Linked DNA regions of Mus musculus: all the other regions are linked to region 2. A link is a contact called in ENCODE POLR2A ChIA-PET data. All regions are on one chromosome and are shown on one strand. The core of a region is the stretch at or near the end of the contact, and the rest is flanking DNA. Distances in the headings are between cores, read along the strand shown. Region 1 holds the start of Irak1 (interleukin-1 receptor-associated kinase 1). Region 2 holds the start of Rpl10 (ribosomal protein L10). Region 3 holds the start of Ikbkg (inhibitor of kappaB kinase gamma).

Region 1 (3,247 bases), core at 545-3,044, 250 kb after region 2:
GAACTATGCATTGTAAACCAAGCTGCCCTTGAAATTTTAGTTATCTTCCTACCTCTGATTCTAGAGTTCTGGGATTACAGGTATGCACCACCACATCTAGTTTGACCTCATCTTGAGAGTGGCCACAATTACTGTGGCTTCAAAGAAGAGGCCCCAGTGGGAGCCAGCCATGGATCTTGTGTAGACCTTTCTGAAGACATACTATAAGTTCCTTAGAGGTCAGGCTAGTGAGAGAGAACCCTTTGTAGTTAGGATTGATATGACAAAAAGTGTTTGTTGGGGAAACTGGTCAGGAGAAGAAAGCTGCCGCTTTACAAGCATGCTTTCAGCTGGCCAAACAAGGAATACCAAGTTGCTGCCTGTGGATCATCCCTGGGCAGTGAGAAGTGAGAAAAGTTTAGAGGTACAGAACTCCAGCAAGCTCAAGGTGTGTTCAAGAGAGGAGCTGGGTTTAGGAAGTTTTCCCCACAGCTGTTTATGTTCAATCTTATCAGGAATGGCTACAGCAGGGGTGTATATGCAAACTCAATTTCAGAACAGAATAAGTTCTTTTCAGGACACCTACTAAACAGGGTTTGGGTTTTTTGTTTGTTTTGTTTTTTGTTTGTTTGTTTTTTTCAGGTTTGGTCTTGATCTGAGGTAGGGTTGCACTTTGTATCCCTGGCTGACCTGGAACTTAAACCATGCTAACCTCAAATTCACAGAGATTCACTTGCCTTTGTTTTCTGGGTGCAGGAATTAAAGGGGTGTACCACCAAGCCCAACATCTAAAGAGTTCTATCTGGCTTAAGGCTGTTGGTGTATATAAGTTCAGGTGGGTGGACAGAGGCTGGCTATGCCATCTTCCTAACAGCTCTTTTAAAGAGCTGGGCTTTAGTGATTTGTACTTGAGGAAGACCACCTGAGCAGGGAGCACTATCCAAGCCATACAGTCTGTGCAGGTGAGTGGCAATGGCTAATGCTAAGAGTAGTGCACTCATATGAAGAGGACTTCAGAGAGCATAATGAGAAAGTAGTGTGCGCTGAGATGTGTGTCATAGTGACCAAAAAGGCCAAAGAAAACCCTGAATGGAGAACAGTAGAGGAATAGGCAAGAGACACTCATTCATGTGGCTAAAGGTCACAACAGGTGGTATCACCAACAACTACTCTAGAAAGGGGTAGGAGAAGCTGCTAGACCCTACTATCCTTATGGAGAGAAGTGCAAACTAAGATAAAAGTGTGACAGAAAAAGGAAAGGGACATTTAGAGCCGAACACCATGTGTATGTTAAGAGACATAAATGTGTTAGTTGGAAAGCTAATTAGAATCCTGCACAGGCAGATTCTGTGATCTAACACTTGCTGGCCCAGCTGCTGGAAGGTTCCTGGGGGCGTGGTGGGGGCATGGAGATCTAGCACACAAGCAGTAGCATGGTATACACTCTTCCAGACCATTCTCAGGGCATCCATCCTTATCACCAAATGACTACAGTCTGCCAGAGGGCCATTTTGTTACCCATATTTAACCCTGACTGACCAACAATTTGGCTGGCTCTCAAACTGCTCCCCAACTAAAGCGAGGGTAGCCTCTCCGTGACTTTCACCAGGCTTGGCATAAACTGCCTTTGTAGAACATCGTGTAAAAACATCGTGCCCTTTGTCTCTAGAACTGGAAGTCATTCTTCATCCTGTTCAGCCCTATTCAGATGTTTGTGTAGGACCACAGACCTCGGTTCTCCCATTAGGGACTCCCTCCTACGTAGCAGAGCTCCTTCCCCGCGTCAAGGGCGGCGCGGGACGCCCCCGTGTGGCGGAAGGCCGCGGAGGGCAAGATGGCGGCGGGTCGAGCGCCGCCTCTTCCGCCCGGCCGGGTGTCGCACGAGGCCGGCCTGAAGGGGAAGTGAGTCAGTGTCCGCGGACCCGGCCCGCTAAGGCCCGCGCCCGCCGAGGCCCCGAGAGGCCTCGGCCCGGGGGCGGCGGCGGCGGCCATGGCCGGGGGGCCGGGCCCCGGGGAGCCTGTGGTTCCAGGCGCCCAGCACTTCTTGTACGAGGTGCCACCCTGGGTTATGTGCCGCTTCTACAAAGTGATGGACGCCCTGGAGCCCGCCGACTGGTGCCAGTTCGGTGGGTGACGGCAGGCCGGCGTGGGGTGGTGGACTCAGGCTTCTGGAGCTGAAGCCTGATGTTCCCCATCCCGCAGCGGCCTTGATCGTGCGCGACCAGACAGAGCTGCGGCTGTGCGAGCGCTCCGAGCAGCGCACAGCCAGTGTTCTGTGGCCCTGGATCAACCGCAACGCGCGCGTAGCTGACCTCGTTCACATCCTCACGCACCTGCAGCTGCTGCGTGCGAGGGACATCATCACAGCCTGTGAGCGAGCATAGCCCCAGGGACCCTAGGGATGGGAACCCAAGAGGGGTGACGGGTACAGAGTTTCCTGAGACAGGGAACCATATGGGAACTCCCCCCCCCCCACCCCTTCACTTAGAGATAGAGAGCTCTGAGTCACAACCCTCCTTTCCTTCCTTGTTATCCCAGGGCACCCTCCTGCCCCCGTTGTGCCCCCAAGCACCGCTGCCCCAAGGCCCAGCAGCATCTCTGCAGGCTCTGAGGCCGGGGACTGGAGCCCCCGGAAATTGCAGTCCTCTGCCTCCACCTTCCTCTCCCCAGGTAAAAAGAACCCGGGTGTTGGGCTTGATATGCCTGAGGAAAAGGCCACCATGACTGCTGACATGGCTGTAGACTGCTGCTGGTCTCTGCCTCTCACTGCCATCTTTATGAAGCTTTTCCAGGCTCCCAGACCCATTCTGAGTCAGAGCTCCTCCAGGTTCCACTCCCTGTTTCCCTCGGGCCACCACTACCATCTTCAGCCCCTTCCTCCACCAAGGTAGGTGTCTCTTAACCCCCAGGGAATTTTCCAGACAAAGAGGAAGAAACTTAACCTTTGGTGTACCACAGAGCCCAAATCAGCACAGCCAGGTCATCTGAGAGACAACTAGTGTTGAAGGGAGCTTTCAACCTGGACCAAAGGGAATAGATAGGGTCCTCGCCTGGTCCATGGTCTCTTCCAGCAGTCAAGCCCAGAGAGCCCAGTGTCTGGCCTCCAAAGAGCCCATCCCTCCCCGTTTTGCTGGCCCTTCTGTGAGATTTCCCAAGGCACCTGCAACTTCTCTGAAGAACTCAGGATTGGAGAGGGTGGTTTTGGATGTGTGTACCGAGCAGTCATGAGAAATACTACATATGCTGTGAAGAGACTGAAGGAGGTAGG
Region 2 (3,371 bases), core at 263-2,762:
ACCAGCTTACCTGTCAGCCCCAGCACAGGACAACATCTTGTTGATACGGATGACATGGAAAGGGTGGAGCCTCACTCGGATATGAAAGCCATCCTTGCCACAACTCTTTACCATGTATTTGTTGGCACAAATACGGGCAGCCTCCAGTGCTGAATGGGGAAATAACAGCAGTGAAACAGGGTGTCAGGACATTGAATAAATTATAATATATAATCCACAAGTACACAAGAAATGCCAATTAACACACCGGGCATGGTGGTCCATGCCTTTAATCCCAGCACTTGGGAGGTGGATTTCTGAGTTTGAGGCCAGCCTGGTCTACAAAGTGAGTTCCAGGACAGCCAAGGCTACAGAGAAACCGTCTCGAAAAACCAAAAAAAAAAAAAAAAAGAGCCAATTAACAAATGGGAGCTGTCTCACCTTCAGAAGAGAGTTGCTCATATTCATCTGACACCATATGGCCACAAAGTGGGAATTCATCAACTTTTGCTTTCTTCCGTCCCAAATCAAAGATTCGGATCTTAGCATCTGAAAAACACGTGGTTTAAAGTTCTCGAGAAGTGGGGAATAGACAAACACCGATCCAGTTCGAAGTTTGTCACTACTTACCAGGGACACCACGGCAGAAACGAGACTTTGGGTATGGCTTGTTCTTACAATACCGGTAACTATAGAAGGAAGGAAACTCAGGTGTGATTAATGGTGACAACAGGACTAAACCAGCTCTGAATCCAGTTTCCATTCAGGGTAACTGATTCTAAGGCAACTTGTTGTTAAACAATTACACAAATTATAAAACAGAAAAAGAATCATGCACTAGCATCACCCTCTAACCAGAGTTGGGTGAGATATCACAATTTTCCTAGCATGTGACAGAAGACCCGCCTTAGCCACGTTAAGAGAATATGGCGTCCTCTTCAGGACACGCGTTTAGGCGGCGCCTACGGACTGGTCAGCCCTTGGTGTCCTGTTAAAAACCACAAAGCTCAAGGCCGGAAATAAAAGACGGACGCAAAAGTGACCAAGAAGGCCTGGTAGGCGTTGTAAAAAGGCTCATTTGCGACGCAGAGGATTGGATGCACACGGACATGCTAGTTCTACCCAAGCGCTTTAGTATTGGGTAACGCCACCCACAGCCTCAAAATAAAGGTCCCAGTAAAGTATTAAAGAAAACCCGAAGTCAGTCTTTACTTCAGGGTCTCTAAGTGGCAGAGAGTCCACCCATAAAAAAAAAGTCTTTCGAAAGAAATGCATTTTTCCCTCAGTTTTCACAGTAGGAAGATTGCATGGGTTCAGCACTCACCACCGGGCGGGGCGGCGGCCCATGATGACAATAGGATCGTCGGTGGCTGTAATGAAACAGTCAAAGAATACAGACACAGAATAAGTGTAAAAAAAATCCCAAAGAAAAATTACGAGACCATCGTAAAAAACCGTGACCGAACTCACTCACCGCGCCAGAGGAAAAGAGACGCTCCCACGCCTGCTCACGCCTTATATAGGCGGCCTATCTTCCACTGTAACAACCATAGAGTTACAGCCAGGGGGTGGTGTCGACGCTCTATCAGACGCTAAGATCATAGATGCAGCGCTGCTCTGCGCATGTGTACCAGGCGGGACCGAACGAAGCACAGAGCTTATTGGTGACTGGATACCGGAATAGGGAACTGCATGCTGGCGAATGGGATTTCGACACATAGGCAAGAGAAACCAGCTTCCGCCTGGCCATATTGGGCGGAGAGCCATTGACAGGTTTTGCTATTACGTATGATTGCCAATATTCTAAGACTTGAAAAGGGGAGTCTTTCTCAGTGGAACTGGACCGTCACGGAGGTGTTCCTTTGCTTACAGGGCTCTAGAGTGCTGGTTCAGGCCTTCCTCAAGGCTACAGGAAATGGCGCGAACGTTCCATGGTAGGGACTCCGAAGTTCCTTTGTCACCCGGGAGGTTGGAGACCCACCCACAAAGCTGACGTCTAAGAGCCAACAAAGAGCACCATGATAGGTGCTTGATTGCTTTCAGGAGACCAATTAAAATCTCCCTTAGAGGAAAAAAATCTCCGTTAGGCGCTCACTGTCCTCCTCGCTAGTTGGGCCCGCCCCACTCTAATTCTCAGGAAAAGACGTGTTCTTAGGGAGACTGGAGACTGGGCAAAGACGATGGCGATATCATTACTTCCTACTAGCCCCAGGAGGGTCGCGGTGCTGTGGGCCACGCCCTAGTAGGAGAGTCGGAGTTCCTTTGCCCCAGATTCCGAGAGAAAAACTAGGTGTAGCACACCTCTTCTTTTCACTATGAAGAATTCAAAATGTACATCTGGGTGTGTCTAGAAGGATTGGCAGCTAACCACTAACTACTCTCCCATATAAGGTTACAATCTAGGGAGGCACCAGAACGGGAACACTGTTCTGATCTAGGAGCACGTGTCTGAGCATCATCAGTCACTCAGACTCTATGAATTTGTGCCTCTTGTGTCACTTAGGGAGACATGATAGGAACAAAAGTATAGGGACCAAGGGCCTTCCCTCCCAACATCCCATGGTGCCGCTCCCTGGTTACATGTGCCCAGCTTGTTCCAGCACATTTAAGATTCCCAGCCACAAACCAGAGCTACTAGATTGCTTCTGCCAAATAGCTTCCCTGTGACACTTATCCAGTTCCTGGAGGCTTCACAAATTGATATCTATCCTCTGAAAACAGTTCTGTCCTGCCAGTCCTCTCCACCTGATTGGTATTTGTGCAGTTGTGGAGGTGGCTGTTTCTTTAGCTGGAGAGAGATAAATGAGAATAGTCTATATATTTTGACCACCTTTTCTTATCTTTCTTTTTGGTTTTTCAAGACAGGGTTTCTCCATTTTGCAAATGTACCACATTTTTCTTCATTTTGTTTGTTTGTTTGTTGAGAAAGGGTTTCTCTGTGTAGTCTTGACTGTCCTGGAACTCTGTAGACCAGGCTGGCCTGGAACTCAGAAATCCGACTGCCTCTGCCTCCCAAGTGCTGGGATTAAAGGTGTGTGCCACCACGCCCGGCTTTGACCACCTTTTCAATTAAACATTTATTTCTTCAGACAGGATCTGAGTGTGTCAGCCCCGGTGACCTGAAACTCACTTATGTAGATCAGGATGGCCTTCAGCAAACAGAGATCCACATACCTATGTGTGCAGATCTAAGACCTGTGCCACCACAGCCAGCCATGCATTTATATTCGTATGAGTGTTTTGCATGCAAGCATGCAAGTGTACAGCATACATTTCTGAAGCTGGCAGAAGCCAGAAGAGGGTGTCAGATCCCCTAGAACCGGAGTTACTGACAGTTGTGAGCCTCCCTGTGGGTACTAGGAATCAATCTCAGATCCTCTGCAAGAACTAGT
Region 3 (3,472 bases), core at 15-2,514, 160 kb before region 2:
ATTAAGAGCACTTGTTGTTGCAGATGTGGCTCACAAACATCTGTAACTCCAATCCAAGGGGATCTGAAACCTTCTTCTGACTCCCTTGGGCACTAGGAAAGCATAGCAAAGCACCTATACACATAAAATAACATCTTCTGTAGAAAAGAAAATAATCATGGTAAAGGATTGTAATGGGGTGTGGATTAAAGTTAACTATGAGCTGATAGTCACAGCTAAGAAATGTGTACATGGAATTTACTATATTATTATTTCTACTTTTGTACATTTTAAATTTTTTCAGTAATTCAAGGCTGACAGCGCTATCATCTTTCACCTGCATTACTGCAATAATCTCTTTACGGGTCACCATGCTTTGCCTTTTCAATGGCCCTTTGCAGTTAATTGGCCCCACTGGGGCCAATTACCTCAAAAATAACTCAAACTACTTCTCTTCTCTACCATGAACTCTTTCAGAGTTTCCATTTCTCCTAGTGTTAAAAAGCAAAGTCCATACAACAGCCTACAAGATCCTATACCACCTATACTCCCTTCCTTCCTCTCCACCAACTATTCTCCCTTGCCCTCTCTGGTCCTTCCTTTTTCCTAGGAAATGCCAAGACAACACATTCCTTCTCAGGTCAGATAAATGTTATGAGGACAGGCAAACAGATTACTATGAATCATTTGCAAAGTAAACTGAGGTGCAGAAGGTAAGACCTTTAGTTGTGAAGGTACACGTGAAAACTTTTTAAAGACTTCAAATGCACTCAAGTTTGATAAACAGCCTAGCCTGATGGCGAACACCTGTTGCTCTAGCACTCGAAAGGCTGAGGCAGAACTTTGAGTTCGAGGTCTACCTGGCCTACAGTGCAAAACGTGTTTCAGAAACAGTTTGATCAACAGAAAATGTCTGCTACCTAAAGAGTTCTAGCACTAGGGGCCAAGCCCTTAGGCGACAGCTGCAGTGAAGGGAAGGGCAGATTCAATCCGACTAGCCTAAATAATCTGGGTAGCGAATAATTAGAAGCTTGCGGCAGAACAAACTGGGCCTAAGGTGGGGGGAAGGGTGTGGACCTCTGGAGTCTCGGAAGCTACGAAACAGCCACCGATGGAGCCCTGTCTTTGGAGAAGAGGACCACACCTGTCAGCAGAGTCGGCCAGAAGTGAAGAGGGCAGGAGCAGAGGGATCCGACCGCTCCGACAGAACCGGAGCTCCTAGAAAGTCCTAGTCAGGCGGTCACCCTTCCCTTCTCTGCAGTGGAAAACTCCACTTCCGGCTTCCGGTGTCGTAAGTGCGGGATCCGGAAGTAAAACACAGACTCAAAGGCTTGGAGATTAACCAGTGAATCAAAACCCCAAAGTGCCATACTCTGTTCCAAAGAAAAGTCTTAGATCGCCAGCCTGCGTCGGCCAGCAGAACACCAGAGCTCTCCTCACTGATAAACATCACACACTTATACACACACTTTTTTTTTGAGACAGGGTCCCATAAGACCAGGGTCTCGAACTCAGAGATCTACCTGCCTCTTTTTTCCCGTCTGCTAGGATTAAAGTAGTGCGTCACCACGCCCACACTCGCCCCTACCCCATTTTCAAGGCACCGCATCCGCACTAAAACACCCAAGTTTCAGTCTGGTCCTGCTACTGGGCTCTCTGCCGCTGGGCCCCCACCAAGGAAAAAGCCTAGAGGAAGCTGCGAAAGTCCAGCTCCGAAGCCAAACTAGCAGCTAGGGAAGGCGTGGCTATGCTGCTAACGGAAGTGGGGTCATCCGGGAAGGTGCAGGGCCTCGAAGGTCCAGCGGAAAGCTAGGCCATACATAATGGCTGGGTGACACAGGAGACGGGGACCCAGGAGAACTGTGTGGAGCTGCACTTATGACAAGACTTTGCGATCTCGAAATTGTAGGGGCAGCGGCATCGGGGAAGGCCAAAGGGCGGGGCTGGCCAGGGATGCGCGCGCATCTCCTCCTGCAATGATAGACTAGCCCGAAGCTCCTCCCCTCCTGCCTCTCCTGAGGCGGGTCAGCTCAGTCAAAGCACACGCCCTCTTGCGTTAAATGGGCCAGCGAAGCTTAGCCCCCGGAAACTGGCTGTGCGCTACAGATCTGTGAACGTGTTTGGCAGCGGCAACTAAACTCAGGTAAAGGGGTGGTCTGATGGCATGTCGGTGGAGGGACATGCTTCACGCTTGTACGCCGCGAGTCCCTTTGATGCGCGCTAATCTACAAGTTTTTAACCCATCCCTTTGTATCCCGCACTTTCCCCGCATTGGGCCCATGAGGACTAGACCTTTAGAAGAGAAGGGACTTTCGGGGATCACCCAACTGGGCCAGAAGAGAGCCGGAGCTGAACTCCATCATCTGCACAATCAAACGTGCTCAGTTCATTGTGGAGTTTCTGGCAGACACCCGAGTACGATACGATGGTCCCATATACAGAGTGTGATGCCGTAACCAGATTTTATCTAGCTGCCCACAGTGGATGTCCTAGGTGAATTATATTAAAGCTTTAGTACTTTCGTAATGTACAGCCCCTAGCGAAGGCAACTTTGGAGGTTATGGCTGGAGCTCAGAGGCAGCAGTTTCTGAATCTCCGAATGCATGTATGCTCGCGCGCGCGCGCGCGCGCGCGCGTACACACACACACACACACAGAGCATTCCCGGCCAGTGGTTTTAGTAATCGTCACCAGCCTGGTGAGAACCCAAAAGACCCTTGGATAAGGTTAAGTTGTCAATGCTCTTTCGTTCTCCTACCATATCAATGAGTCTTTTCTTCCACCAGAAAACATCATGGCAGAGCAGGTGGCCCTGAGCCGGACCCAGGTGTGTGGGATCCTGAGGGAAGAGTTGTACCAGGGTGATGCCTTCCACCAAGCTGATACACACATATTTATCATCATGGGTGCATCGGTGAGTCTCCCTTCAGGCCCCGAGTCTAAAAGATGAAATATAGCCTTGTGCAAGGCACTTCTCTCTCTCTATCTCAACTTTCCCAATTGACGGAACTGCTGAGGTACCCACAAGTTCTACTAGGTTGAACTCTATGGCATATACTCCACCTGTGTGTCCTGATCATCACAGCAGTACCTGATATACATGTACTTGTGTCACATCTCAGAACTCTGTGCTGAGCCATTGAGTGGAGACCAGACTTGGACCATCACAGGTGCTAAAGCACCACCCAGTAGCACTTCTTCCTCCTGGATGAAAAAAAAAAACTGATGTGCAATCAGGGAAAATTCTGATTTTAATGAATCTGTAATTTGAAAAATATTACTGTTAATTTCAGTGGAAGAATCTGAGGTCCTGCCTCTCCCTCTTTTCTTTCTACGGCATGAAGTTCCCTAGGGATAAACACCTCCTCTTTGCCATATCTTCCAAAGCCTACTGCAAATTTCTGTTCATCCCACCTAGTCCCAGCTCTGTTAGGAAAAACTGAAGAACAGAAGCAGTCAGAGGGGTGTTGTATTGACAGTACACAGTGAGACT

Evidence for each region. ChIA-PET counts read pairs that join two places held with the same protein, here RNA polymerase II (POLR2A).
Region 1: POLR2A ChIA-PET joins it to region 2 with 14 read pairs in embryonic stem cell. The contact joins the promoter of Irak1 here to the promoter of Rpl10 in region 2. POLR2A ChIA-PET finds 5 or more read pairs at or near these places in 4 of 5 experiments (Patski and embryonic stem cell).
Region 3: POLR2A ChIA-PET joins it to region 2 with 52 read pairs in embryonic stem cell. The contact joins the promoter of Ikbkg here to the promoter of Rpl10 in region 2. POLR2A ChIA-PET finds 5 or more read pairs at or near these places in 4 of 5 experiments (Patski and embryonic stem cell).

Annotation. Positions count from the first base shown.
Region 1 is chrX:74,022,468-74,025,714 of GRCm38, reverse strand. Irak1 (interleukin-1 receptor-associated kinase 1) reads left to right here and starts at 1,794. Exons shown (of 15, transcript NM_001177973.1): 1 at 1,794-2,105; 2 at 2,182-2,349; 3 at 2,518-2,649; 4 at 2,763-2,866; 5 at 3,051-3,242. The coding sequence starts at 1,970. It overlaps Mir5132 (microRNA 5132), which reads left to right and starts at 2,117; the gene lies at 2,117-2,187. It overlaps Mir718 (microRNA 718), which reads left to right and starts at 1,779; the gene lies at 1,779-1,866.
Region 2 is chrX:74,268,957-74,272,327 of GRCm38, reverse strand. Rpl10 (ribosomal protein L10) reads right to left here and starts at 1,512. Exons shown (of 7, transcript NM_052835.3): 1 at 1,454-1,512; 2 at 1,304-1,349; 3 at 610-668; 4 at 421-528; 5 at 11-149. The coding sequence starts at 1,326.
Region 3 is chrX:74,427,473-74,430,944 of GRCm38, reverse strand. Ikbkg (inhibitor of kappaB kinase gamma) reads right to left here and starts at 1,264. Exons shown (of 10, transcript NM_010547.2): 1 at 1,124-1,264. G6pdx (glucose-6-phosphate dehydrogenase X-linked) reads left to right here and starts at 2,065. Exons shown (of 13, transcript NM_008062.3): 1 at 2,065-2,122; 2 at 2,766-2,893. The coding sequence starts at 2,774.